Linked DNA regions of Homo sapiens: region 2 is linked to region 1. A link is a loop called in an ENCODE intact Hi-C map of the cell type or tissue named here. Cell type or tissue: GM12878. All regions are shown on one strand. Each heading gives the region's core, and the rest is flanking DNA. Links, peaks and the distances in the headings are about the cores only.

Evidence for each region. Peaks named below come from ENCODE experiments on the same cell type or tissue, not always from the same donor. Only the 100,000 strongest peaks of a DNase experiment are listed, where the experiment ranks them.
Region 2: a loop joins it to region 1, with 2.6 times the contacts of the local background. A loop is called at or near these places in 3 of 110 quality-filtered maps.

What each region holds. Positions count from the first base shown.
Region 1 is chr2:147,181,181-147,184,101 of GRCh38, reverse strand. No RefSeq gene overlaps it. Among named protein-coding and RNA genes, the nearest start is that of LINC01911, 340 kb to the right of the region's middle. RefSeq lists enhancers at 2,262-2,321, 2,352-2,401. In GM12878, for the core only: no CTCF peak of the experiment used is centred there; DNase peaks (open chromatin) are centred at 1,631 and 2,541; H3K27ac peaks cover 2,109 bases.
Region 2 is chr2:147,330,635-147,333,555 of GRCh38, reverse strand. No RefSeq gene overlaps it. Among named protein-coding and RNA genes, the nearest start is that of LINC01911, 490 kb to the right of the region's middle. In GM12878, for the core only: a CTCF peak has its summit at 1,333 (motif pointing right); a DNase peak (open chromatin) is centred at 1,399.

The sequences.
Region 1 (2,921 bases), core at 298-2,797:
GAATCTGATGGTTATGTGCTTGGTATTGCTCCTCTTGAGGAGCAGCTTTGTGGTGTTCTCTGTATTTCTTGAATTTGAATGTTGGCCTGTCTTGCTGGGCTGGGGAAGTTCTCCTGGATAATATCCTGAAGCGTATTTTCCACCTTGGTTCCATTCTCCCCATCACTTTCAGGTATACCAATCAAACATAAGTTTGGTCTTTTCACATAGTTCCAAATTTCTTGATAGCTTTGTTCATTCCTTTTCATTCTATTTTCTCTAATGTTGTCTTCACCCTTTATTTCCTTAAGTTGATCTTCAATCTCTGATAGCCTTTCTTCCGCTTGACTGATTCCGGCTATTGATACTTGTGTATGCTTCACGAGGTTCTCTTGCTGTGTTTTTCAGTTCCATCAGGTCATTTATGTTCTTCTCTGAGCTGGTTATTCTAGTTAGTTCCTGTAACCTTTTATCAAGGTTCTTAGCTTCCTTGCCTTGGGTTAGAACGTGGTCCTTTAGCTTGGAGGAGTTTGTTATTACGCACCTTCTGAAGCTACTTCTGTCAATTCATCAAACTCATTCTCCTTCCAGTTTTGTTCCCTTGCTGGCAAGGAGTTGTGATCCTTTGGAGGAGAAGAGGCATTCTGGTTTTGGGAATTTTCAGCCTTTTTGCTCTGTTTTTTCCTCATCTTCATGGATTTCTCTACCTTTGGTCTTTGCTATTGGTGACCTTCGGATGGGGTTTTTGTGTGGTCATCCTTTTTTTTGATATTGATGCTATTGGTTTCTGTTTGTTAGTTTTCCTTCTAACAGTCAGGCCCCTCTTCTGTAGGTCTGCTGGAGTTTGCTGGAGGTCCACTCCAGACCTTGTTTGCCTGGGTATCACTAGCAGAGGCTAAAGAACAGAAAAGATTGCTGCCTGCTCCTTCCTCTGGAAGCTTCATCCCAGAGGGGCACCCACCAGATGCCAGCCAGAGCTCTCCTGCATGAGGTGTCTGTTAACTCAGAGCTGGCAGGCAGAACTGTTTAAGTCTGCAGAAGCTGCCCCCAGAGCTACCCCTTCCCCCAGGTGCTCTGTCCCAGGGAGATGGGAGTTTTATCTATAAGCCCCTGACTGGGGCTGCTGCCTTTCTTTCAAAGATGCCCTGCCCAGAGAGGAGGAATCTAGAGAGGCAGTCTGGCTACAGTGGCTTTGCAACACTGTGGTGGGTTCTGCCTGGTCCAAACTTCCCAGCAGCTTTGTTTACACTGTGAAGGGAAAACTGCCTACTCAAGCCTCAGTAATGGTGAACACCCTTCCCCCGACCAAGCTCAGGCATCCCAGGTTGGCTTCAGACTGCTGAACTGGCAGTGAGAATTTCAATACGGTGGATCTTAACTTGTTGGGCTCCATTGGGGTGGGATCAGCTGAGCAAGACCACTTGGCTCCCTGGCTTCAGCCCTCTTTCCAGGGGAGTGAATGGTTCTGTCTTGCTCGCATTCCAGGCCCCACTGGGGTGCAAAAAAAAAATTTCTGCAACTAGCTCACTGTCTGCTCAAATGGCCACCCTGTTTTGTGCCTGAAACCCAGGGCCCTGGTGGTGTAGGCACCTGAGGGAATTTCCTGGTCTGTGGGTTGCAAAAAAAAGCATAGTATCTGGGCCAGAGTGCACCATTCATCATGGCACAGTTCCTCACGGCTTCCCTTGGCTAGGGGAGGGAGTTCCCCAACCTCTTGCACTTCCTGGGTGAGGCAATGACTCACCCTGCTTCTGCTTGCCCTCTGTGGGCTGCACCCACTGTCTAACCAGTCCCAATGAGATGAACCGGGTACCTAGGTTGGAAATGCAGAAATCACCCGCCTTTTGCATTGGTCTTGCTGGGAGCTGCAGACCAGAGCTCTTCCTGTTTGGCCATCTTGCCTGGGAATCCTTTTTACCTGTTTTAATGCAGTTCTATTGGCTTAGTGCTAGCCTGGACTGCCACAACCTCTTACCTGGTTTCTTGTTTTCTCACAAAGGCAATTTGGTCTACTGACAACAATATACTTATTATTGTTAAGTCAGTGTTTTCAGGGGGAAAGGGGGCCGAGGGCCTCCTATTCTTCTATCTTGTTGACATTGGTTTTCCTAAGTTTTGTGGTTTTAATCTTCCCTAGTCCATTAGCTCTCTCCTCAGTATCATGGTAATCTTAAAAACCAACAGCCTTGCAATCACTATAGTCATGAAAAACAGCAACCTAATAGTCATGGGAAAGGACAGAATGAGTCTGGGCTACCCAAAGTTTTCATTCCCAGATAATTTTCATTATTTGACATGTAGGGGAGTTCCCTGGAAACCACCACTTGCAGAATTTGTCTTTATTTGCATTGCTTCAGGGCTTACTCAATCAGACAGCTTTTCCTCAGGAGCATTTTATCAATAAAATCAATGTCAATTGTTTAACATGTAAGCTGCAGAAGGTGGCAATAATAGTTGGGACAAACAGGAAGCAGATCAAAAAACATAAAAGAAAAGGCTGGGGAATGAGATGCCCATAGGAGGCTTTGAGAAACTAGAACACGTTTCTGAGAACTTAGAAGGAAACATACAGGTGTAGGCTTGTGCACATGTCCAGGAAAGCCCCTATTCTCTTACATCTGGTTGATGTTGAGGCTTTGTATAAATAGGAAGTGAAGACTAAGGAAGATGTATAAACTATCTGCTGGAACACTGAAGTTGCCTCAACACAAACACGAAGAGCTCTTCAGTAAAGATTGGGAGACTTACTGGTTTAAGTCATTTAAGAATCTTTCTATTCAATCACAGCAGATCATTAAGCTATGAAAGAGACTTCAGTGGCCACATACAATAAAGGTTATAGACTTTAAGTAATTAGTTCAATAATGTCATTTAGCAAACAAACATCAGCAACAGCAGCATAAAAAACAATAATTGCAGCAACAACAAACTGTATCAATACA
Region 2 (2,921 bases), core at 284-2,783, 150 kb before region 1:
AAGCTTGTGTATAATTTATCTTACTTGATTTTCCAAGTAATCATGTAATGTTGCATGCTATCATTTTATTATCAGCAGCATTTTAGGTATTATATATATTATATATATGGAATTATGTATATTATATATATATGTAAAATCAATGGATGATGAAATTGAGACTCATGGTACTAAAATTACTTTCTCAAGGATGCACAGTTAATAAATGAAACATGATGGGAAATAGGAATTTACTTGATGTTTTGGTTTGGGCTAAATCATAAACAGCCTTGAATGCCAAGACAAAGGTGCTCAGGTATTATTTAGTAACCAAAGCATGTTTATTGGGCAGCAGAGAGACATAAACAAGACTGTGTGTTGGGAAGCATATTCTGCAACTAGTGTCAAAAGTAGATTAGAATGAGAATTCTTAAGAGGAATGAAGTGATGTTATAATAGCAATTTATGTCAGTGGTAATGAGCCGCTGATGTGGTGGGGTTTTCATGAGGCTAGAAAAAAGAGGTGCATTTAGAAATATCATGGGGGAGGAATTGATCACATTTCAGCAAGCAATGATAAATGTCAAAGCTGAAGACAAGATTTTAAGTCTAAATGATTATGACATTGACATTGATATTTGAGAAGGTTATAGCACACACAGCCTAAAAGAAGAGAAGGAGGTTTGTGTTGTGTGTGTGCATGTGTAAACGTATAACCAGGGTGATGTAGTAGGTTTATTTTTATATATTGCATTCTAAATTTTCAGAAAGATTAGCACATAAATGAGGAAATCTCCATATGTTGGGGGTTGGAGGATGAAACCATGAGTGAGAAGTGCATCTCAATATATGGGCGGAGAGAAAAATATTTCCACTGTCGATCTAAAAGGGTACAAGAAATTATCTGTGATGCTGGGGAGAACAGCCTCAGATTTATATGTTTTGGAAAATTTGAGAGTGTTGTGTGTAAATTCATTAAGTTGACTGGCCCATCTCTTGGTTTAGAGGCACCATTGCATTATGAGAAAAGCATGGAGTCAAGATTTGAAGTCAAGATTTGAATTTAAATTCTAGCTCTGTTCTGTTTGAACTAAATTAATTTAGACAAGTTGCCTGAACTCTGAGCTTCAGGTTTCTCATCTACAATATGAGGTTACTGATGCCTACTGTGTCAGAATAAGAGAAAGAAATAAGAATACATGCAGAGTACAAACTAAAGTGTTAGCAACAGTAAATGCTTAATAAGTTTTAATTCTAATGATTACATTGATAAGGCAAATATAAACTGAAAAAGTTTTTTATAATTATCTTGTCTCAGAGGCTAAGAATTAGAAGACCCAAGCTCTAGAGGGCGCTGTGGAATTGAGCTTACTCCTTAAAGGACCCTAACACCTGGAAACCCAGGAAACATAAAAACTGCTACTTTATTTGGTGATTGAGTACTGGCAAGCACCGAGAAACTCGGCAAGAATGAAAATAGTTATTGTATTTTGTCATTGCCATTATTGTAGTAGTGTTGCTTAACAATTGTTTTCATTTTCTCTTTTTAATTACATACTTATATATAGGTTCGTGTGTGTGTGTATTCAGGAAATCAGGTAGGCTATAGCAAAAGCACCAGATTTGAAAAACAAAATGCTGACATTCACATCCTGGCTCTTCTACTTACTAACTGCATTACTTTACCTCTGAACTTTCTCATTTGTTCAATGAAACTAAAACCCATCCTTACTGTATTTATGAACCTTGATTTAAGGTATCTGAAAGCCCTTTATAAACTGTAAGCTATAGATGAAATAGTGTGGTTTATTCAATTATAAAATAATTTGCATTTATGTCATGTCCGGCAGGATTTTACCTAGAGTGCCAATAACACATAGCCTGGAATTCTGCTTAGAGAATTCAAAGGCTGTCTGTATTTAGTAAAAAAAAAAAAAAAAAAAAAAAAGTAACATGATTGCTTAGCAATGCTTAATGTGGTGTGGGAGGAAGAAATATCACATATTTTCTAGTCTTAATTTGTAAGTTGGTGTTCTTGCTTTTTGCTTCTTTTGATTCCTATCAACTAAAATATGAGGACCCAGAGTGTTTTATACACTTTTCTTAGCAGAGTAAGGAGATACATGAGTCACATATTGAAGCTCCATCCTGCTGGTAGGACTCATCTGAGGCAGGCAAGGGGATGGTCATAGGAACAGCTCTTTGAGGAAAAAGCCTAAGACATTTTACCAGACTGAGATAACTAGATTTTTGGCCATGAACTGCTCCTCATCTGTGCCTTATGTATCCATGGTGTTGGAGAATATGCTAAAACAAAGCCTCGTCTCTTCTCATCCATTAACTGGTTATCAGTTACGAACTTTGATCTGCAAAACATCACTGAAAAAAATCATTGTTGATGAGTCCATTTTGACCAAAATTTAATTTCAGTTTGATCCCTAAGATCATTAGGACCACTGTGAACTTAACCACATCTAAAGCCTCCACTCCATATCGCACTCTACCCGTCCACTCTCCTCCCCTCCCTTTTTTGTCCCATGCCTCCCATCCCCTCTTTACCCTACCCTACCCCACCCCTCCTTTCTTCTTCTTACCTCACCTCACCCTACCCCTCCCCTTCCCTTCCCCTCCCCTCCCCTCTTCATCTTCACATCTGTAACATTAGTGAACTCTGTCCATGCATTGCTCTAAATTCTCCATTGGATGGCTTCTGATCCAGTTCCTTACTTTATATGCCCCTTGGCATTCCCCTTATATCCTTTTTATTTTCAACCTCTTTAAATGTCAAATAAGCCATGGCATGAAAACCAGTGAATGATGATATAGGTCATCTTGATAGCCTTTTAAAAAATGTATATAAATCCCACCAAAACCTTATATCTTTTAATGCACATCTGTTAATTCAAAGATTATAATGATATCAATAGTGTCTCTTTTGGTTG